Linked DNA regions of Homo sapiens: region 1 is linked to region 2. The links are chromatin loops, found by intact Hi-C in ENCODE. Cell type or tissue: OCI-LY7. All regions are shown on one strand. Links, peaks and the distances in the headings refer to the core of each region. The heading gives the core; the rest is flanking DNA. Region 1 holds the start of LINC00533 (long intergenic non-protein coding RNA 533). Region 2 holds the start of TRF-GAA1-2 (tRNA-Phe (anticodon GAA) 1-2).

Region 1 (11,242 bases), core at 1,938-9,937, 320 kb before region 2:
CCCAGTCCATAGTTTCTGAGAACAACCAGAGGTGGGGATAAGCAAGGACCACTCAGAAAGGGAGTATCTCACAGGTGTGTGGGAAGAAGAGAGCTTGAATCTGGGAAAAAAAGTTAAGCTAAGAATAGGAATTAGAAAGGATGGAAACCGAAGGATAGAATAGGGATGGTAGAGGAAGAGGCCATCGTAGGAGGTGGTAAAAGCAAAGACTGTGAGCTAGGAGAACAAAGCTGGCTGGATCCTGAGGGTAGTGAGTTACTATAGTGAGTGTAGTGAATGAGTTGAGGTGGGGGAAAGTAAGAGCATCTGGAGAACAGAAGATGGAGATGAATGTGATCTGAGATTAAGGTGGGAAAGTAATTTAGGAATAAGGGATGGAGTGGGTGCACTGGAGAAGGTATTTTGAGGGAGGACACAGAAGTGAGAGGCACAGGTGGTGGCTATAGAAGGGGCCCTACAGAATGGGTGGGCTTAAGGAGAAGCTAGAGAAATGCAAGTTGGGAACACCAAATCAGCTAGAGGAATAAGACTGTCAGTCAGTGGAAAGCAGGCAATTGGCAGGTATCTATGCTAAAGTGTTGGGCATTTTGCCCTAATAAAACTTCGTCATGAGATTGAAGTGCCATTCAGTGTCTAGTGAATAAGGTTGATATACCATGTGTACACCATCTACATTCACCAGTGATTTTAATACAGCATTTGTGACACTGGGTTACCAGAAAGTCCTTTCAAACTTCTCTAATGGTAGCTTTGACATTAGCAACTCAGCACAGTACCCCAGTGTGGTCCTTTTCCAGCCTGAAAAGGCTATGTTTGAGTGTGGATTTCACCACAATGAGGCAAGAGAAAGTAAAAGTACTTACTAACAGTTAAGCACAGTAGAATTGCTAGTCCTATATCAAATGGATTGGCTTTTGAGAAGAAATTGCATTATGTCAAGTAGCCTAGGAATATGAATATTAGATCATCACACTTTGGATTACTACTCAAGTGAAATAGTTATTTGAACTATAAACATGCATTAAAAATCTTGATGAACAACCAGATATAACTGAAGGAAAGATGAAGTACTTGACATTTAAAGGTAGAAACACAGTTACATGCCACATAAGGACATTGTAGTCGACAATGAGCCACATAGATGACAGTGGTCCCATAAGACTGATTATAATAGAGTTGAAAAATTCTGATCACCTAATGACATTGTAGCTGTGGTAACATAGCCCAGTGCATTATTCACATGTTTATGGTGATGCTGGTTTAAACAAACCTACTGCTCTGCCAGTTGTGTAAAAATATAGTACATACAATTATGTACAGTACATAATACTTGATAATGATAATAAATGACTATGTTACTGGTTTTGTATTTACTATACTATACTTTTTATTGTTATTTTACAGTGTACTCTTTCTACTTATTACAAAATAGTTAACTGTGAAACAGCCTCAGGCAGGCCCTCACAAGGGATTCTTGAAGGCATTGTTATCATAGGAGATGACAGCTTCCTACTTGGTATTGCCTCTGAAGAACTTGCAGTGGAACAAGATTTGGAGGTGGAAGATGGTGATATTGATAATCCTGACCCTGTCTAGGCCTAACCTAATGTGTGTGTTTGTGTCTTCATTTTTTAAAAAAAAAAGTTTTAAAAGTTAAAAAAAAAAAAAAAGCTTTTCAATAGAAAAAAGCTAATGGAATATAGATATAAAGAAAAAATGTTTTTTGTACAGCTTTACAGGTGTTTGTGGTCTTTTGGATTTTTTGTCTGTTTGTTTTTGTTTTTTGAGACGGAGTCTTGCTCTGTCACCCAGGCTGGAGCGCAGTGGCGAGATCTTGGCTCACTGCAACCTCCGCCTCCCGTGTTCAAGCGATTCTCCTGCCTCAGCCTCCCGAGTAGCTGGGATTACAGGCGCCCGCCACCACATCTGGCTAACTTTTGTATTTTTTAAAATTTTTAGTAGAGACAGGGTTTCACCATGTTAGCCAGGCTGGTCTCAAACTCTTGACCTCCAGTGATCAGCATGCCTCAGCCTCCCAAAGTGCTGGGATTACAGGCATAAACCACCATGCCAAGCCAGGTGTTTGTGTTTTAAGCTAAGTGTTATTACAAAAGAGTCAAAAAGTTTTTAAAAATTAAGTTTATAAAGTAAAAAAGTTACAATAAGTTAAGGTTAATTTATTATTGAAGAAATAAATACTTTATAAGTTTCGTGTAGCCTAAGTGTATAGCATTTATAAAATCTACAGTAGTGTACAGTAATGTCCTAGGTCTTCACATTGACTCACCACTCACTCACTGACTCACCAAGAACAACTACTACCAGTCCTGCAAGACACATTCATGGCAAGTGCCCAGTACAAGTGTACCATTTTAATGGAGTGCAATGGCGCAGTCTCAGCTCACTGCAGCCTCGACCTTTGGGCTCACTTGATCTTCCCATCTCAGCCTCTTGAGTAGCTGTGACCACAGGCGTGTGCCACCACACCCAGCTAATTTTTGTATTTTGTAGAGATGCGGTTTCACCATGTTGCCCAGGTTGGTCTACAACTCCTGGGCTCGAGCGATCAACCCGCCTTAGCCTCCCAAAGTGCTGGGATTACTGTCGTGTCCCACTGTTCCTGGCCCCATTTTTATCTTTTATACCACATTTTTACTGTACCTTTCGTATGTTCGGATACACAAATACCACTGTATTGCAATTGCCGACGGTATTCAGTTCAGCAACATGCTGTACAGCTTTGTAGCCTAGGAGCAATAGGCTATACCATACAGCCTAGGTGTATAGTCGGCTATATCATCTAGGTTTGCATAAGTACACTCTGTGACGTTCGCACAATGACGAAATCATCCAACAATGCATTTCTCAGAACATTTGCCCCTTATTGACACACGACTGTATAAAGATTTTTATCTTTGGCCGGGCGCGGGGCTCACGCCTGTAATCCTAGCACTTTGGGAGGCCGAAGCTGGCGGATCACAAGGTCAGGAGATTGAGACCATCCTGGCTAATACGGTGAAACCCTGTCTCTACTAAAAATACAAAAAATTAGCCGGGCGTGGTGGTGTGCCTGTACTCCCAGCTACTCGGGAGGTTGAGGCAGGAGAATGGCGTGAACCCGGGAGGCGGAGCTTGCAGTGAGCTGAGATCGTGCCACTGCACTCCAGCCTGGGCTACAGAGCAAGATTCCATCACAAAAAAAAAAAAAAGAAGATTTTTATCTTATGAATATCTATTATTGGAGATATCTCTGAGAAAAATTTACCCACTTGAACAACAACAATAGATCCAATATGATTTTAAATGACAACAATATAAATGTAAAATGACATTATAAATATAAAATGACTACAAAATAAATACATAACCATATCATAAGGGAAATAAAGAGAGGAAGAAATCTCCAAAAAAAAAAAAAAAAAAACCACCAAACACAACCAAACAAAAACCCACCAGTAATTCAAGTCCAGCATAGTAAGTGCATGAAGTAAAACCATTTAACCCAGAGGCACAGACAGAAGCCTTAGTCAAAGATGGCAGCTCTACCTTAGTGCTTCCAGAGCCAGAACTCATGGCCTGGGGCCTATTTTGGGGCAGAGATACAGAACTGAGTCTCCTGCAGGAGGCTGGGAGACTCCAGAGGCTTTCCCACGGTGGAGACGCTCTTAGCTCTTAGGGAAAATAAGAGTCAAAGCAGTATCTCGGTATCCACTGGCCCTTTAGTCATAGACATATGAGCAGTTCGCAGACATTTTAAAAGTCAAGGGCCGGTGGAGGTGATGTAACTTAATCTCACCAGGTACAGTTCTGCCAAGTAGAGAGAAGCTTCTATTTTATGTTTTGTCTTTCCAAAATTGTCCCAGGACTAAGAAATCAGAATTGCCACTCCTTGAGATCCCTGCTTTGCAAAGCTAGGTATTGGGGAAAAAAGCCGATCCCTTAAGAATTCAGGGCCTTCTGGGATAGAAGAAATAGACCCTTAAACTCTGTTCCCCCATAAAATTTGAGGTTATTTGCCAGTGGTCTGAGATGGCTCTGACCTCATCTTAAAGCAAGGGAAGACAATTGAAATAAACTTATCTCATGGAAAAGGGAAATTGATAACTTGGGACTGTCTTACTAAGGAAAGGCTTGTTTTAATTGATCGTATAACTCTGGGTTCCTGATAGGAAAATTAAAAAAATTTTAAACAATATTTCAAAAGATCGCTATTTTAATTGGTAAAACCAGACCTAATTTTCTGTAGCTTTTCTGCCGAAAGAATATTAAGAGAAGCAAAAGGAAGAAAGAAAAGGGGCAATTTTCTGAAAACATAAAAATAAGCGGACAGCTGAAACCTGGAGAAAAATCTTTTATTTGCTGGTCCTATTCCTTAGCATTGAAAAGCTAAAAAGACTCCTTTTTGTTACCAGAATGAAACTGCTCTGAGCCTCCATTTAGTGGTTGCTACAGTCTTGTGCTAGAGAAAATTAGATGTGAATCAAGGTTATTTAGTGAGGAATATAATTTATTATTTTCATGTTAAAGAGAAATGAGATACAGCAGACCTACAACATAATGTAGGAAAATCTTCACATGGTTTATTCTTAGGCTGTGATCAATAACCTCAGTAATTTGAAATAAAATACATCATGGTGGGTAGACAGAAATTTAACAGTGATTCTCTCTTCTTTCTTGTCTGTATTGGGCAAACCTGGGAAAGTTTAAACATTCAAGGGAGGAAATCTGGCAGTGTTTGGCAAGAATCTCTAAAATACGAAGTAAGTTATAACCTGTGGTCAACTGGGATGAAAGGCAGACTTTGGGTACCGCCCTACCCTGCGACAATATAAAGGACCTAAGAGAAAGATGGTAGATGGGAAGGGGAAGACAGTTACATGTTACGCACTGAAAATTCAAATAAATAAATAAATAACTATAAATCTGTCACTTAAATTATTTGCTGAAGGAATAAATGGAAGACTCAGGCTTTCTGTGACCAAAATAAAAGAATCTATTTTTTTTTCTTGGAGGGGATATAAAGCATGCATAGCTTTAACCTGTGGGTAGCTGAAGTATTAAATCAATGAAATGTGTAACTTCTCCAGGTCTCTTATATGAAATAAATTTAGGGAACTGATGGGGGAAAGAGTGGCACTGAGGGCCACTGGGGGCAGACATTAGGAGCAGAGTGGGGACGGAAATTTCAGTTAAGAAACATTCTCCAAGACCCTCCATTTCTGAATGCTTTTCTCATTTGTAAAAAGATTTTCAGGACAAAGGAAAGATCCTTCCAGAAAAGATAGAAAATGTTTTGCCAACGACTGTTTTTACTTAGGGAAACTACTGAACTGCCCCCCGATTCCTTACCGCATCTCTGCATTGTCCCAAGTTGGAAGTTGAGACTAAAGCACCAAGATACAAGAGACGCGGCATCCCAAAAGGAGATTTTTGTGTATTCTGCGAAATACACAAAAGGGCTAGCCAAAGAAAGTCCTCACACACGTGCATGGTATAAAAGCACCAGCTTTAAAAAGAGAAGTGTTTTTGTTTTTTTGTTTGAGAAGCATAATTGAAGTGAGCAGTTTTAGAATCAGTGCAGCAAATTTAGAGATTTCAAAAGAGATCAATATAGAAGGGATCAAATCCACACAATCATGGGAACGCTATGAACTCACTGGCAAAATGCAGTCACTGAAGGAAAAACGTCAGTGTCAAAATGCTACTATTTCACCTCTTTGTGTACGATTTCTGAGAGAACTGCCACGTTTGGAGATGCTAAATTTACCCAATGCCTTCGTAGCCTCCGGCCTGGGAAGAGTACATTTTCTTTCCTGCGAGCTTGAGGAGAAATCCATATTTTTCCCACTAAGCCCCAAAAGGTGAAACCTGAGACCGGACCTCAGCCTACCGTTGGATCCCCCACCACAAACCCAGCAGCAAAACTCAGTGAAAAGATGAATTCGTTCACAAAACATCCATTTAGGATTTTTATTGATAATTGTCCTTTTATTGGTAAATGTTCCTTCCAGCACCGCCCTAATGGAACAGGGTCCAAAGTCACTCATCATATGTAAATGCGGCTGAGAATGGAGAGGAATAAATTTTTTTTTCTTTTTCTTTTTTTTTTTCGAGGCGAAGTCTCTCTCTTGTCCCCTAGGCTGGAGTGCAATGGCGCGATCTCGGCTCACTGCAACCTCCGCCTCGCAGATTCAAGCGATTCTTCTGCCTCAGCCTCCCAAGTAGCTGGGATTACAGGCGCCTGCCACCACGCCTGGCTAATTTATGTATTTTTAGTAGAGACGGGGTTTCACCGTGTTGGCCAGGCAGGAATGAAATTTTAAAAATGAAAGAGCTACAGGCGTAACCAAAGCAAGATATAAATACGGGAGTGGGGGCAATATGATTAATTTTCCGATTCTACAGAAATAGGCTGTGACTGTATCTGTAAAAGAAAGACGGTTCCGGAGCATAAATACAAAAACACTGGAGATGCTGGGGATCGAACCCGGGACCTCATGCATGCTAAGCATGCGCTCTACCACTGAGCTACATCCCCACCTCGAAAAACGTTCGTCTTTAAACTGCTTTTATGAAAGAATATAGAAATTTACCTCAGTTTTTTTTTTTTTTAAACATTTATTTATTCTTTCATGAACGAACGTTAAAATTTTCATTTCCCCTTTTTGTAGCCCTCTATCACCAAGAAATTTTGATTAACCAGCATCTTGCAGACATTTGGTAAGGATTAAGAACAGACTAGAGGAGGAAATTTCAGTTAAGAAACATCCTCCCAGACCTTCCTTTTCTGAATGCTTTTCTCATTTGTAAAAAAGATTTTCAGGACACAGGAAAGATCCTTCCAGAAAAGATAGCAAATGTTTTACCAACTACTGTCTTTACTTAGGGAAACTACTGAACTGCCTCCAATTCCTTACCCCATCTCTGCGTCCTATTCCCAAACTCCAGAAACCGCTACACGCCTTTTCTTAGAAAACAAGGAGGTAGTGAAGGAATTTCTGTTATAAAAATAAACTCGTTCCACTCCGTTAGCAACTGGGACGGTTAAAGGCTAAAGATGTTGGATTGCCTCCCGCGGCCCCCTGATCCGCATTTTATCCAGAGAATACAAATAAAATCCAGAGAGTAGGAATCCTCAGATCCTACTCTGATTCTTTGAAATGAAGAGCCCAGAATGAAGTTGGAGACGTGTTACTTCTAAGATCGAGGCTAAATCTCTGCTTCTGTGGCGCATTATTTTCTGTAGAGGGAATGGTTCTCTCTACAGAAAATGTAGAGATGGTTCAGACTCCTGTCTCACCAAGGGAACAGAGAAGGCTTTATACCTGCGTAGAGAGTGCAGAAGTCCTCGGTTACAGTCACCTGTGACCGAATCTGGAAGGATGGATAGGAATGCCAAGTAGAAATGAGGGAAGGGCTGTGCTTGGGAGTGTTCAGAACGGTTGGAGTTGGGAGAAGGAGCAAGGTGGGGAGGAGGCTCTAAAAGGTAGCTTGGCAAGATGACACCAGCAATTCTCACCCTACCTTGCACTTACAGCATCCAGAACTAAATGCTTTTCCAGAGCCGCCAGAACTAAATGCTTGTCCAGAGCCTTCAGAACTAAATGCTTGTCCAGAGCCTCCAGAACTAAATGCTTGCACTTACAGCCTCCAGAAATAAATGCTTGTCATTTAAGCCACCCAGTTTATGGTATTTTGTTATAGCAGCCGGAAGTGACTAAAAGGTGGAGTTTGTTAAAGGAATGGACATGTGTCAATGAATATTATAAAATTCATTAATCTCATGCAACATATTAGAGGATTAAAAGAGGGAAAAACATGTAATAATCACAACACTTTCAGAAAAGTTTTCTCACTGCTGAGTGGAAAATGGAAGTAATAGTACTAAATATCTTTTCCAGATCTGACATTCACATAATTAATCATGCACTACTCTAGACCCCAGTACACACCTGGAAGGTAAGGAACATATCTAACAAAAGACTCAGACAACCATTAACACCTCTGCTTGGAAACAAGATTTTTTTGGAATCATAGTGTGTCTTCTTGTTTCTTCCAACATGATTCACTTTGAACTTTAAATCTGATAAGTGTGGGAAGTGAAAACCTCTGGCCAGGATAGAGTGACAGGAACCAGAGTTACTATTCCACCTGAATCAACCAAAAATTTCTAAAATGGCAAAATGTGAAACAATGAACATTAGGCAATGAAGGACAGTGATCTCTGAGAAATGCGAAACAAGATGAGCACAACGAATGCCTCAGCTTACTGCCTTCAGAGGTATCTCCAGGCCACCACACAGGTGTTATGGTTAATTTTATGTATCAACTAGACTAGGTTAGAATGCAGAGTTGCTTGGTCAAACTCTTGGTCAAAGTTTCAGAGTTGCTTGGTCAGAGTTGCTTGGTCAAACATCAGTCTAGAAGTTTCTGTGAAGGTGTTAGATGTGATTAAGATTTAAATCAGTAGACTTTGCCTAGGTTGGGCACTATGGCTCAGGCCTGTAATCCCACCACTTTGGGAGGCAGAAGCAGGAGTATCACCTGAGAATAAGACCTGCCTGGCCAACCTGGTGAAACCTGTCTCTACTAAAAATACAAAAATTAGCTAGGCGTGGTGGCACATGCCTGTAATTCCAGCTACTCAGGAGGCTGAGGCATAAAAATCGCTTGAACCCGGGAGGCGGAGGTTGCAGCTAGCTGAGATTGCATCTGTTCCAGCCTGGGCAACAGAGAGAGACTTTGTTTCAAAAAAGAAAGTAGACTTTGAGTATAGCAGATTACCCTCTATTGTGTGGATGGGCCTTACCCAATCAGCTGACTTGAAAGAAAAGGGAAAACAAGAGGACTGAATTCTACCTCCAGGCTGCCTCCAGACTCAAGACCACAACATTTGTTAACTATCGGCATGATGTTCCCTAACAAATCCTAAAAGCAAGACCTTAACAATTTCTTAAAAAGGAATCCATTCACTGCACTGATTTGGGAAATATAAGTTTAAATCATTCTTTCTTTTTAATAGATAGTTGACTATTCTTTGGTAAGAGAGGAAGGCAGGCCTCCCTTTACCACAATCACTTGAAATAATTGTATGGGATAACCAGAATTCCCTATCTCAGAGAGCAAAAAGCAGGACCTTAGAGTGCACTGAGAATACTGATGATGTGAGTTGTTTCAAGAATCAAGAAGGGAATTTCTGGTGGATATATTTTGAGGTGTATTCATTCCATGGTATAGGCATTCTTGTCTTGTCGTAAAAGCTGCCACCAAGACTTTGATGCCAGAATTATTTTGAAAAATATATATCACATCATGTCACATATGTATCAATAGGTTCATATTGTGCCATCATGTCTGGAAAACCGTCTTAGCTACTGAAAAGAATGTTCCCCTGAACTGGAAGGGCAAGGGAGAGAAGGACGCCACTAGGAGTAGATTGAAAAAATATCTGAACAATAAGGAGTCAATCATATAAAGATAAGGAAATGGAACATTCCATGGAGAAAGAAGAGATAAGGTAACAAGCTCTCTGGTAGAAATTAACTTAGTTGGTTCAAAAATTATAAAAAAGGAAAGTGTGATTGAAGTTTGATAAATGATTCTAGAGGCTAGACACTGTAGAACTTTGTAAAGGCAAATAAGAGTTGGAATTTTATGCTAAAGGTAGTGAAATGGAGGGTGCTACTTTGGTTGTTTACCTAACATTCAGTCCTTCTTCCTTGTAAAATTTTAATTGTCTTCAGAGGGTGATGTGCCTCATCACAGGGGATGAATCATAATGTAATTAGGGCATGGTTCTTAACCTTAACTGAACCAATACTCTCTCTTTACAACAAGTTTTTTGCAGCACATCAATTAATATCCTGAAATAAAAGTGATAGTTAATGTAAACTAGCTACAGATACAATTTTTCTTTCAAATTTGTAAGACTCCTTAACTGGTATACATATGAGAAATAAAAATATAGTAATTCAAAATGGGTAATAAGACAACATATATTTCCTTATGGAAGTGGTAGGGAATTACAATCTTTTTAATACTCTCAGCAAAACCAATAAATGACTATTTTAGAAAACATTATACAGTCAAGTTCTTGTACCTTTCAAAAGAATTAGTTTGAATGAAACAGTAATGAAGGCACAGGTATGTAGTGTTGGATGTTTAAAGCCAAGAGCCATGCTTGCCTTGCCAAACTGATTTGTTAATATGGTAAACAATTTTTTTTTTTTTTTGAGATGGAGTTTCACTGTCTCACCCCAGCTGGAGTGCAATGGCATGGTCTTGGCTTACTGCAACCTCCGCCTCCCGGGTTCAAGTGATTCTCCTGCCTCAGCCTCCCGAGTAGCTGGGTGCCATCATACCCGGCGAATTTTTGTAGAGACGGGGTTTCACGATGTTGTCCAGGCTGGTCTCGAACTCCTGACCTCGTGATGCGCCCGCCTCAGCCTCCCAAAGTGCTGGAATTACAGGCGTGAGCCACCGCGCCCAGCAGGTTAACAATTTTTAATAAGTTCCAAACAAAGTACTATGAAACATTTCCACAATTTACAAAGTAGTTACATTCCTGGATTATTTGCTGTATGTGAAAAGTGTGGCCGGGCGCGGTGGCTCACGTCTGTAAGCCCAGCACTTTGGGAAGCCGAGGCAGGTGGATCACCTGATGTCAGGAGTTCGAGACCAGCCTGGCCAATATGGTGAAACCCCGTCTCTACTAAAAATACAAAAAAATTAGCCAGGCATGGTGGCGCACACCTGTAGTCCTGGCTACTCGGGGGGCTGAGGCAGAAGAATCGCTTGAACGCGGGAGGCGGAGGTTGCAGTGAGCCGAGATCTTGCCATTGCACTCCAGCCTGGGCAACAGAGTGAGACTCGGTCTCAAAAAAAAATTAAAAAATTGTTCAGAAATAAATAACTTGTGTTTATACATAAAACAAAGGTTCAGAAACTATAAACGGGTTAGTTGTTTTTTTTCTTACCTGCATGAATTTTCCAGAAACCATATAAAAGTCTTGCAGAATGTACAACCATTTTTGTTATGAGGAATTGCTGTGTTTATTTGTAAGATACTCTTACCCCTTTCCATTAGATGTCTGTAGCAGCCACTAGTCTCTGTGAAAATCAACCCCTCTAAAAATGTCCAAGTGGAACTGTCCTGAGAAACGCTTATTCAATTATTATCATCTATTTCTTGTTTATAGCAATTGATTTAGAAATGAGTATGAGACACTGTTGTGGCTGACGC
Region 2 (11,242 bases), core at 1,002-9,001:
ACACCCCATCCTACACCTACAGCGTTAGAACTCTTCATTTTAGCAAGCTCCCCAGGTGATTTCATATACGTATTGAAGTCTGTGAAACCCACTCAACACAGTCCTTCACTCTTTCCCTTATTAAATTTACAGCTGTTTGTTTAATTGACCTTTTTGTAAAGGTTCCGAGGACAACATAGTAAGGGATGCTCATTCATCTCTCTGCCAGTGCTTTCTGCGGTCTCTTCAGCTAGTTCTATCAGGCACTTCTGGCAATCTGGAGCGGCAGCCGGCTGGGCGGCGAGGAAACCGCTGCACGGATCCCGCCTCCCAGCACACGCAGTCGGCAGTTGCAGCCTCCAAGACCGCGGTGCCACCAAACCAAGCGCCGGACGCGGTGGCGCGCGCCTGTAATCCCAGCTCCCCGGGAGGCTGAGGTCGGCGGATCGTGGGTGCTCGGGGGTTCGGAGCTACGGCGCTGTGTGGAGCGGGCGTCCGCACCGGGCCTGGCACCAACATGGTACTCCCGGGGGAGCCCGGGAGTACCAGGTTGTCTAAGGAGGGGGGGACCAGGCCCAGGCCGGACACGGAGCAGGTCAAACTCCCCGTGTTGGGCGACGGTGGGACCGCGCCTGCGAGCAACGCCTGCAGTTCCGCCCGGGACATCCGACGAGACCCGGTCTCTTTTAACTTCCCTTTTCGGGATTTCTTTTAAAAAATCAACAGCATTATTTCTGCATACCAAGTGAGTTCACTGGTGGGACTGGTATATGCTACCCTTTGCTCGATCTTCCTTTTTTTTTTTTTTACCCCTCAGGGAATGATGATTCATTCAGTCAGTGGGAGCCGGAAGAAACTCGTTAGTGACTTATCATCTTGGAAATTTCTCCATGTTGCACTCTTCCTTTCCCCAAACAACAAGACAGTAGTCTGTTTTGCATTTTGCAAATGCAGTTGCATAAGAATTTAACAAAGACTATTCGCTTGGCCAAACTTTAGTCAGGCTTCTGAATCTTCTGCTAGGCCCATCTGTGCACTTCCTTGTAACGTCCAGTTTTAGCAAAGAACCCTGCCAAGTCAGTTTAGCAAGAACCCCCATATCATCTATGTTTAACCTCCATTTCTGATCAGGCTCCTCATTCTCCACCATCCCCCAGATGATTGATGTCTGATTACCTTGGCCTGTCTTCAGCAAGAATCCTGTTAGGTTTGTTTGGCCAGAATTCCCCTTACCTCTGAGGTTTTCTCTTGGTAATTTCCTGTCCACTGACCAGGACACACTGCTCCTTGGCTATAAATTCCCATTTGCCCATGCTATATTCAGAACTGAGGCCGATCTCTTTCCCTCACTGCAAAACCTCCTTGCAATGGTCCCTTGTGCCTATCCCGATAGTCCTGAATAGTCTTCCTTACATTGCTTTCAGAAGTATCACTAAATAATTTTTTTAAAAAACAAATTGCATGGCATGAGAACTTCATAATCTAAGACAGAGATTTGGAAAAGGTTTGAACTTCCAGCTTTTTCAGGAACTTCCCACATAAAAACCTGTACACAACTATTCTTATCGGATTGGATAAAACACCTAAAGAGACATTTCACCGAAGAAGATATACAGATGGCAAACGAGCACATAAAAATGTTTTCAACATCCTTAGCACTAGGGAAATACAAATTACGACCAAGATGAGATATCACTATACATCTATCAGAATGACTAAAATAAAAATAGTGGCAACAACCAAATGCTGATGAGGCTGTATACATGTAGGTGGGAATGTGAAATGTAGCTGTTCTGGAAAACAGTTGGCAGTTTCTTAAAAAGCTAAATGTGCAAGTACCATACCACCCGGCAGCTGCACTCCTGGACATTTATCTTGGCTAAACGAAAATTTATATTAACACTAAAACCAGTATGCAAATGTTTATGGTAGCTTTATTTGTAAAAGTCAAAAGCTGAAAATGACTCAAATGTCTTTCAGCAGGTGAATGTTCAAACTGGTAAATTCATACCACAGAATGCTAGTGAGCGAGAAATAAGAATGAACTACTGATGCTGAACAACCTAGATGAATCTCTAGAGAATTACACTGAGTGCAAAAAGCCAATCCTAATAGGTTACATAATGTATGATTCCATTTTCATAACATTCTCGAAATGATGAAATCATAAAAGTGAAAAACAGATTACTAGTTGCCAGAGGTTGAGGCAGGAACAGTAGGCAAGTGGGTGTGGCTGTAAAAGGGCCAAAAGGAATCCTTGTGGTGATGGAAATGTTTTGCATCTTGACTTTATCAATATCAATATCAATATCCGGATTGTGATTTTGTGCTATAGTTTTGCAAGATGTTACCATTGGGGGCAAGCAGGTAAAGGGGACATGGGACCTCTCCATATTATTTCTTATAACTGCATGTGAATCTACGACTACCTAAAAATTAAACATTTAATTTAAAAAAAGACCAAAGTCATTAAAATTGGAGGGATAGGGAGCTGAAAGGGAAGAGCAAGAGAGTATGGAGAAAAATAATGGAGAGTCAAGTTGATACAGGAGATACAAAGAAATTGCTTAGGTAGTTAGGGCAAAAGAGTCCTCGGCAGAACTTCTCTTCTAACAAAAAGCAGCCCTAGAAATTATTCCTTTTCTAACAAAGAGCAGCCTGCAAGATGGAGCTGCAGACATAGATAAGGAAGCTGGAAACTTGCATGGGGGAAGGCTGGCAGCTGCACCGATAGAAAAGGTCTACCTGGGGGTGAGGCATGTCCACCATGAGGCTCCACCTTCCCTTTTTTGTTAGCATGTGTACAGTAAGAAAGAAATGGGCAACATGGAGAAGTTCAGGCAGAGAACCCACCTGCATAATAACAGATTGGGGTGAGGGTTGCCAGAGATTCACACCCTATGCAGTTGGCACACCTGGTCCTATCTGGGTTTTTCATGCCTTATGTAGATCAGACACCATCTCCCCACTAGCTCATCTGTAAAACCCCCTGCATTTCACCGAATTTCGGCAACCCATTTTTCCAGGACCCCTCTCTGTAGCAGAGAGATATTTTCTTTCTTTCGCCTATTAAATTTCCACTCTTAACCTCTCTGTGTGTCCAGGTCCTTGATCTCTGTGGCTGTGAGACGATGAATCTAGGGTGTCACCCCAGACAACGAGGCTGCTTCAAAATCCCAAAGTCCAAAGGAGGACTGCTTCATAAGGGAAGGATTGTTTATAGGTTGGTATACTGTGCAAAATTAAGTATAGGACCAAAAACAGCCAAGACATTTGAAAGTTGGAAAGTTGATGGTAATGGTTTCCTGGGATTGGAAGGCAGACCTCCTCCGCTGATGAGCAAATAATGAGGTAAACATTGTTCTTTCAACAGGTTTGGTGCTGAGTGGAAGGAAAGAGTCTGAGGATAATGCATAAGGTCATGTGTTCCATTTTTGTTGTCCAAAGATAGAGGTTTAGACATTCTGTAATTTGAAGAGAGGCACGTAAGGAGGAGAGAGATGAAAGACACAAACATAGAGCAAAATGGAATGGGTAGAGGGTTCAAAAGCTCAGATGGAATATTAAGTAGACTTGGAAATGAGAGACCATTCCTCCGAGTAGGAAGACAGGGGTTGAATATGCCAAGAGCTAGCAAATTAGGAGGTTAGGAAAAAGGTGGCTGAGGGAATATGCTGGCTGTCTCCCTTTCACAGCGCAGCAGCCACCCCTCCCCTCCCCCACCTCTAGCAAGTAGCCACTTTTTCAACAGCTTAGGCGGCTCCTTTTTCCAGGAAACTTCCCTTCAGTTCACCGGCCGTGCCTCTCTCTATCCTTTTCCTCGGAGCAGGCTGTGCTATGATCAAGGCATTGTGACCCCTGTGACCCACACGTACACATCCAGAAGGTCTCCTGGAGCCAGAAAGTCTGGGACAACAGGAAAACCACAAAAGAAGAAAAACAGCTCCTGTCTTAGCTGATTAGCCAACCTTGCGACCTTCTACCATTGTAACATGCTCTACCCTAACTGATCAATCAACTTCGTGACACTGTGCTCTGTGACCCCTCCCACCTTGTGATAATGTACCTTGTGACATTCTTCCCTTGCCCGCAATAAACGGGCCCTTATTGTATCTTTCCACTGCTTACTCCTAACCTATAAAACTAGCTGCAATCCCACCACCCTCCGGTGGTGGGACTCCCTTTTCGGACTCAGCCCGCTCGGACCAGAGTGAATAAACAGCTTGTTGCTCACACTTAGCCTGTTCAGGTTGTCTCTTCAGTTAGACGCGCGCATAACACTAACAATTCACTTAATAAATATTTATTGAGGGAACAGAGGTCGCAAATAAAATGTAATTAGTATTGCTCAAGATTAAACTTCTTTCAGCACGTTTGCCTTTTCTTCTTTTATCTAGTGAGATGTTGAAACCCATACCTAGAGTTCTGCTACAGAAATAAACGTATCCCACAGTGTTCTTGCGATTTCCTTTATGAATTTGAGAAAAATATGACCCCATTTTAGGTTCTAAGGAGTGTTTCTGTATTGTAGAAGGAAAATTCCATATTTGTATTGCCGTGGGCACAAAAAACCGAGCGCTCTCATGCCGAAACCCGGGATCGAACCAGGGACCTTTAGATCTTCAGTCTAACGCTCTCCCAACTGAGCTATTTCGGCTCCGCCCACGCCACTTAAAAATAAGGCTTAATGAATTTATTACTTATGTTTTTTATTTACTATTAGGTATTTATTAAAAAAAAAACCCACAATGACAGGTACTCCGAAGGAACCAAAGACAAATTAAAAAATTATTTCGTTCTTCAAATGGCTCACCACTTTATGCAAAGAAAAGCAAGAAGACAATTACAAATTGATGCTACAATTTATTCTCGGTTGAATGCACACATCGAAACAGAGCACGTTCCATCATCCAGTTACGAACTTCCCAAATTACTCTTATGGCATTGCCACGCCCTCTGCCGTCCAGATTTTATTGGTTGGTGCAAAACAGGAGGTCAGTGAATACGAGAGCATGACCGTGCACTAACTCGTCGGAAAAGTAGAAGTCAACTGTGTGCGTATGTGTTGAGTTCTCGCTTCATAAATATGTTTTAATAAACCTACTTCAGCTTCCCTGGTGGTCTAGTGGTTAGGATTCGGCGCTCTCACCGCCGCGGCCCGGGTTCGATTCCCGGTCAGGGAATGAGGTTTTTCTGTTTTAACCTCCAAATTCTTTCATCCAGGAACGAAATCTCTGAGTAAACAGCAAATTGTGGATAAGTTAACTTTCAATTTTCATAGGAGGCATTTTCTGCATAGAAACCCTGTTCCTGTTTTAGTATTCCAGGTACAAAATGACAAGCAATGTAATTTTCAATTATTTTAAAACATTTATTAATGAATACTTAATCTAGCGTAGACCGAGTGTCCGGCATTGTTCTAAGTAAGCGCTTTAACATTTTTAACTCAATTGGGTGATTCAGTAAGCGGGAAATTCCGGAGACAATCCATTAGGAGTTAGTTGAGATTAGCATAACCTTTTGAAAAGACAGTTATGAAGATGACAGAGAAGAAATGGCGAAGTCATTTCTGGGAGATTTGATCGCTGTGTTCAAGCTTCTGAAGCTGCTAGAGCCTCGGTGGTTTAGACACCTACTCTATCTTCCTCGGATTTCTCTGTAAGTTTCACGCTGCTCCAACTGGGCGCTAGGGGATAGCCCTAGAAATACCTACACAGTAATTTAATATTCTGGGCCAAAGCAGTTTCAGGACTGCTTCATCTCTCCAGCGCTTCAACCTTTTTTCCCCTATGAAGGTACAAATTATGTTTTTTTCCTAAGAGAGGATAGGAGAAGGTCATAAACATGAAATTAAAACCTGCTGTCACAAAACTGAGAAACAGGCAAACAATGAATTCAGCACCATCTCTGAATGCACATTTGGTAAATTTACCGAGAGCTACTGGAGAAAAAGCAGACTTTTTGTTTCTCTCCTGACAAGGTTTGGTGACCCTGTGCTAACTGGTTCCTGTCTGACAATATCGGGGCATGAATCTTTGTTTCTTGGTCTGTCTAAAGAGCAGCTATTGCTTATTATTTCTTTCTTATATCTGCTAAGAGTTTGGGGCACGTATGACTTCTCTACAAGTTTCCAAACAAAGATCGTGGTGCTCCTGATCTTATTTCACCAACAAATGGAATATGTGATTTTTTGTTTGTTTTTTGAAATGGAGTCTCTCTTTGTCGCCCAGGCTGGAGTGCAGTGGCCCGATCTCAGCTCACTGCAACCTCCGTTTCCCGGGTTCAAACAATTCTCCTGTCTCGGCCTCCCGAGTAGCTGGGATTAAAGGCACGTGCCACCACTCCAGGTTAATTTTTGTATTTTTAGTAGAGACGCGGTTTCACCATGTTGGCCAGGCTGGTCTCGAACTCCTGATCTCAAGAGACCCACCCGCCTCAGCCTCCCGAAGTGCTGGGATTACAGGCGTGAGCCACCGCTTCCAGCCAGGATGTGATGTTGTTATGATCCAGTTAAATGAAGCAGGACTTTTTCTAATTAATTGCACTTTCTCTTCTCTTCCCTGGCTCCATATATTCACAGTTTCCAAAACTTCCTTGAGATGGGACACTCTTTTGTCATCTTGTCAGTTCTGTCCTTGAATTAATAAACTTTGACACATACATAAGATCAATTTGACTAAGAAATCTTATTTTGACATAGACATAAAAGTAATATGGTTTGTAAAATTCCTGTATATACGGAAGCCTTTTAATCTAATGTTTCATAGGAATTCAACCCTCTAGGCCTGCTGGTGATCAGTTCTTGAAAAGCACCCTCTTTTCGTGATATCACACGTTGTCTCCTCTATGTGCAGCAAGAATCTCTTGCTTCATTAGTTTTTATGCCTCTGCTTTCAGAAAACAGTCTGGTTGGGACCCCTGTGAAAGGAACTGTCTGGCTTAACTTATCTTGATTAATGCCTCTTTTTTTCTTTTCTTTTCTTTTCTTTCATTTTCCACATAAAGCTAATTGGATTAGAGAAAAAGAACTCTTCTTCGAATGCTACCAGTTTCTTTCCTTCTCATCTGAGCTATTATTCATTGTCCATAGGAAAAAAAATTCCCTAATTTTGGCACGGTAGGTTCTGTTTATTCACCAGACTTGCTACCGTTTACTCGTCAGCTCAGAGAGAACGTCGAAAAAATATAACAAAACCAAAATATGCATCAAGACAAGAGGAGGAAAGAGAATGTGAAAGACTACTAAAAAAAAAAAAAAAAAAAAAAAAAGTCAACAGCTAGGGTCAAGGAATCAATCTGCAAATATTCAGAGCCAGTAGGCTTGTACTACACTAGTCACTATGGAAAATGAAAAATGACCAAGACAGAAATCTCACCTCTTAACACCCCCCAAATCCCAATTTTCTCAACTGTAAAATGGGAATAAAAGTATTACAGTATTTACTATATAAAGTTGCGATGAGTCAATAACATAATACACAAAAGCAGTCAGCCAATTATCCAAATCCGTGTTATTAATATTATCATCATCATCATTCTTCTCACCGTACTTGGGGAATGAAGGAGACAGATACTGTGAGTAAGTTTTCCTTTTTTTTTTTTTTTTTTTTTTTTTTAGACAGAGTCTCGCTCTGTCGCCCAGGCTGGAGTGGAGTGGCGCCATCTCGGCTCACTGCAAGCTCTGCATCCTGGGTTCACGCCATTCTCCTGTTTCAGCCTCCAGGTAGCTGGGCCTACCGGCGCCCGCCACCACGCCCGGCTAATTTTTTGTATTTTTAGTAGAGACGGGGTTTCACCGTGTTAGCCAGGATGGTCTCGATCTCCTGACCTGGTGATCCGCCCGCCTCGGCCTCCCAAAGTGCTGAGATTACAGGCGTGAGCTACCGCGCCCCGCCAAGTGAGTAAATTTTCTATTGGGCACAGAGTTACCTGCTAAAATGAAGTGTGGAAAAATACAATGGGGTGTGTGTATGTGAGAGAGAGAGGGAGATTTGGAGGTGGGGTGGGGAAGACCCTATTTGAAGTGGGCTTTGAAGAATGAACAAGATTTTTATTAGGGAACAAAATGGAAACCAGCATTCCAGGACAAGCGTCTCAGGAGAAGCAAAAGCGCAGAGTTGTGAAAGCTCTTAGATTTTCAGAACTTTGAATTCTGAACTATATATAAACCTGGAAAATCTCGGTTAACTATGGGATGGCATCAAGATTTCAATTTCAAGCTTTCTGGTCATGCACAGTAAAGCTGGAATTAGAGTCTCTTACGTATGGCAGTTGTTGACAAGTCCGTACAGGTACCTAAGTGCTTCCCAGAAAATTCCTCAAGTTGGTAGGTCCTGGGGGAATCAGTTTAGTTCTAAAGAGAGGACTCATCAGAGATCTGTTCAACTTCCAGGAATCTGTGAGGATAGCTCCAAATCTCACTCTCATGCCCAGCCTATCAAACAAAGCAAACCGGTTGGACTGAAGCTGTGGGATCGGGACTGAAATAGAACCAGCGAGAAAGGCAGTCCTCCTCGATTCCTAGAGAGAACACATTCAGCCAGCAGTTGGATAGAGGATACTAGCAAGTCCCTCGCCAGGGCGGGGGAGCAGAGACACATTCCTGTCCCGTTTACATTCTTCCTCTGGCGGAGGCGGGAGGGTCGCTTGAAGCCTCGGATTTCGAGATCAGCCAGGACAAAAAAGCGAGACCCCCGTTTCTACCAAAAAGGGGGGGGGGTGGGCGGGGGGAAGAGAGAGAGAGAGAGAAAGGAAAAGAAAGAGAAAGAAAAGAAAGAAAAACTAGGCGCGGTCACGTGTACGTGTAGTTCCAGCTGCTCGGAGGTTGAGGCGGGAGGATCTCTTGAGCCCAGAAGTTCGAGGCCGCAATGAGCTCTGATCGTGGCAGAGCGAGGCCCTGGCTCAAATACATACATACTTTGTTCTGACTTTGTGTGCCCTTACTCTTTCCTCAGGTGCACGCTTGGGCTCGTTACTGCTCAGAATTTTAGAATCACAGATCCAGCAGTGATCAGGCAGCTGCAGCTGTCAGGGACCACCACCACCTACGCGATTGATCCGTGGGAGAAGCCGTCCTACTCTTTTCTTTCTCCTTTGTCCTTCTCATTCCTGACCCCTTCAGGATTCTCAGTCTTCCCTCCGGGAGGTAGGGATTCTACGGAGAGAGAAGGGTTGTGGGGCTTGTTCTGTTGCGGGTTCAAACCCAAATTGTCTTTTTCTTTTCAGACTTTTGGCCAGTCTTGTCTCGCTCCAACCTCCTACCCCCACCCCATTCCTCAGTGCATTCGTGAATTTCTCCAAGCAGGCCTTTCCAGATCGACACTAAGTTCCAATCCCGAGCTGTGTGACCCAGCACCAATTCAGTCACGATGATGACTTGCAATTGCTTAATCAGTTGGCCTTTCCTCCTAGCTGTGAAGGTGAGGACCGCCGGTGTCAGCGTTCGTCCTGAATACTCAGTGCCCAGGCACAGAGTAGGCATTCAGTCAATACTTGTTGAACGGGTTAATGGATTCCTGATGTTCACTGGTTGATATCGTCACTTTCAAATAATTTCTCCCATTTTTCTGTTTTGTTTTCACCCTCCTAGTTTACCGTGCAGGATTGCAAACACCAGAGAGAAAATCAGTCTCTGGAATGATGCCTTTGATGGACCAAGATGCAGCTGATGAAGCATTGAACCAATTAGCACCTAGCAGGAGGGCACCCTTGCTCTGTGTCCTTGAAGGTTAAAGCTGTCAAAAAGTGGTCTCCCTCAAGTTCGGCCATCTTGCTCTCAGAGATCTAGAACTGGTAGGAGAATATAGCCTTGATAGTGGAGAGGAAACTATTGCTGTTGTGAGGGACTGAGAGAACCAGGCAGAGAGCCCAGATTGACACAGCAGGTGACAAAAGAGGCGCGCCTACCTTGGGGAATACGGAGGAACAGAGGAAAGTGAGACCAGGAGAAAGAGCAGGGGGGCGGGTGTGCAGGCCGGGCGCCGTGGCTCACGCCTGTAATCCCAGCACTTTGGGAGGCCAAGGCAGGCGGATCACAAGGTCAGGAGTTCGAGACCAGCCTGGCCAATATGGTGAAACCCTGTCTCTACTAAAAATACAAAAATTAGCTGGGCGTGGTGGCGAATGCCTGTAGTCCCAGCTACTCGGAAGGCTGAGGCAGGAGAATCGCTTGAACCCGGAACCCGGGAGGCAGAGGTTGCAGTGAGCCGAGATGGCGCCATTGCACTCTAGCCTGGGCGACGGACTGAGACTTCGTCTCAAAAAAGGGAGTGACTGTGTTGCTTTTGCTTTCTTGGAAATCTTTTTTCTTAGTAATTTTCCTAAAGTAATTTCCTTAGGAAATAATGTATTGCTAAGAGTATTGCAACTTTTAGTATTGACGAGGTACTTTTACTGAATCAGTATAAGTCAACAAGCAACCACCAGAAGCTGGAAAAGGCCAGGATAGGATTTTACTCTAAAGTTTCTAGAGGGAGCTGGACGCAGCCCACACCTTGATTTTGGCCCACATACTGATTGTGGATTTCTGGCCTTCAGAAATACATATCTGTTGTAAGAGAATACATATCTGTTGTTTTTAGACAGTTTCTGATAATTTGTTACAGTAACCACAGGAAATTAACACCAGGCACTATGCAGTAAATTCCGTATGAACAACTCAAATATAAGAATTTGTAAGACAGCCGGGCGCGGTGGCTCACGCCTGTAATCCCAGCACTTTGGGAGGCGCGGTGGCTCACGCCTGTAATCCCAGCACTTTGGGAGGCGCGGTGGCTCACGCCTGTAATCCCAGCACTTTGGGAGGCCGAGGCGGGCGGATCACCTGAGGTCGGGAGTTCCAGACCAGCCTGACCAACATGGAGAAACCCCCATCTCTACTAAAAATACAAAATTAGCCGGGCTTGGTAGCGCATGCCTGTGATCCCAGCTACTCGGGAGGCTGAGGCGGGAGAATTGCTTGAACCTGGGAGGCGGAGGTTGCGGTGAGTCGAGATCGCGATATTGGACTCTAGCCAACTCCATCTCCAAAAAAAAAAAAAAAAAAGAATTCTAAGACAGCATAGTTTCCACTGGCATATTGGATAAAAACTTCCGTCAGCAGTGATTTTAATGAAGATGAATGACAAAACAATAAGAAACTCCAGCGCTAGTTAACTTTCTTTATTATGATCTTATTTGTCATAATTTTTTGCACAATGCGTTTTTATTTTAGGACTCAGTCAAAATTTTGGGCCAAGGAGACCGACGCGCTGTCGCCTGCACT

Evidence for each region. Hi-C counts contacts between places; a loop is a spot of excess contacts. Peaks named below come from ENCODE experiments on the same cell type or tissue, not always from the same donor. Only the 100,000 strongest peaks of a DNase experiment are listed, where the experiment ranks them.
Region 1: it touches region 2 in a loop (2.1-fold over the local background); 4 of 110 quality-filtered maps call a loop at or near these places.

What each region holds. Positions count from the first base shown.
Region 1 is chr6:28,651,771-28,663,012 of GRCh38, forward strand. LINC00533 (long intergenic non-protein coding RNA 533) reads right to left here and starts at 2,705. Exons shown (of 3, transcript NR_135285.1): 1 at 2,662-2,705. It overlaps TRA-AGC4-1 (tRNA-Ala (anticodon AGC) 4-1), which reads right to left and starts at 6,538; the gene lies at 6,467-6,538. LOC105374996 (a long non-coding RNA gene) reads left to right here. Exons shown (of 3, transcript XR_926657.3): 3 at 1,405-1,464. In OCI-LY7, for the core only: a CTCF peak has its summit at 5,178; DNase peaks (open chromatin) are centred at 5,161 and 6,491; H3K4me3 peaks cover 2,844 bases; H3K27ac peaks cover 332 bases.
Region 2 is chr6:28,977,109-28,988,350 of GRCh38, forward strand. It overlaps TRF-GAA1-2 (tRNA-Phe (anticodon GAA) 1-2), which reads right to left and starts at 4,636; the gene lies at 4,564-4,636. TRE-CTC1-6 (tRNA-Glu (anticodon CTC) 1-6) reads left to right here and starts at 5,091; the gene lies at 5,091-5,162. HCG15 (HLA complex group 15) reads left to right here and starts at 7,641. Exons shown (of 3, transcript NR_135289.2): 1 at 7,641-7,876; 2 at 9,569-9,771; 3 at 11,192-11,242. It also overlaps the pseudogene RN7SL471P. RefSeq lists a cis regulatory region at 3,523-4,345. In OCI-LY7, for the core only: CTCF peaks have their summits at 4,200, 4,403 and 4,877; DNase peaks (open chromatin) are centred at 3,703, 4,143, 4,623 and 5,003; H3K4me3 peaks cover 3,360 bases; H3K27ac peaks cover 1,537 bases.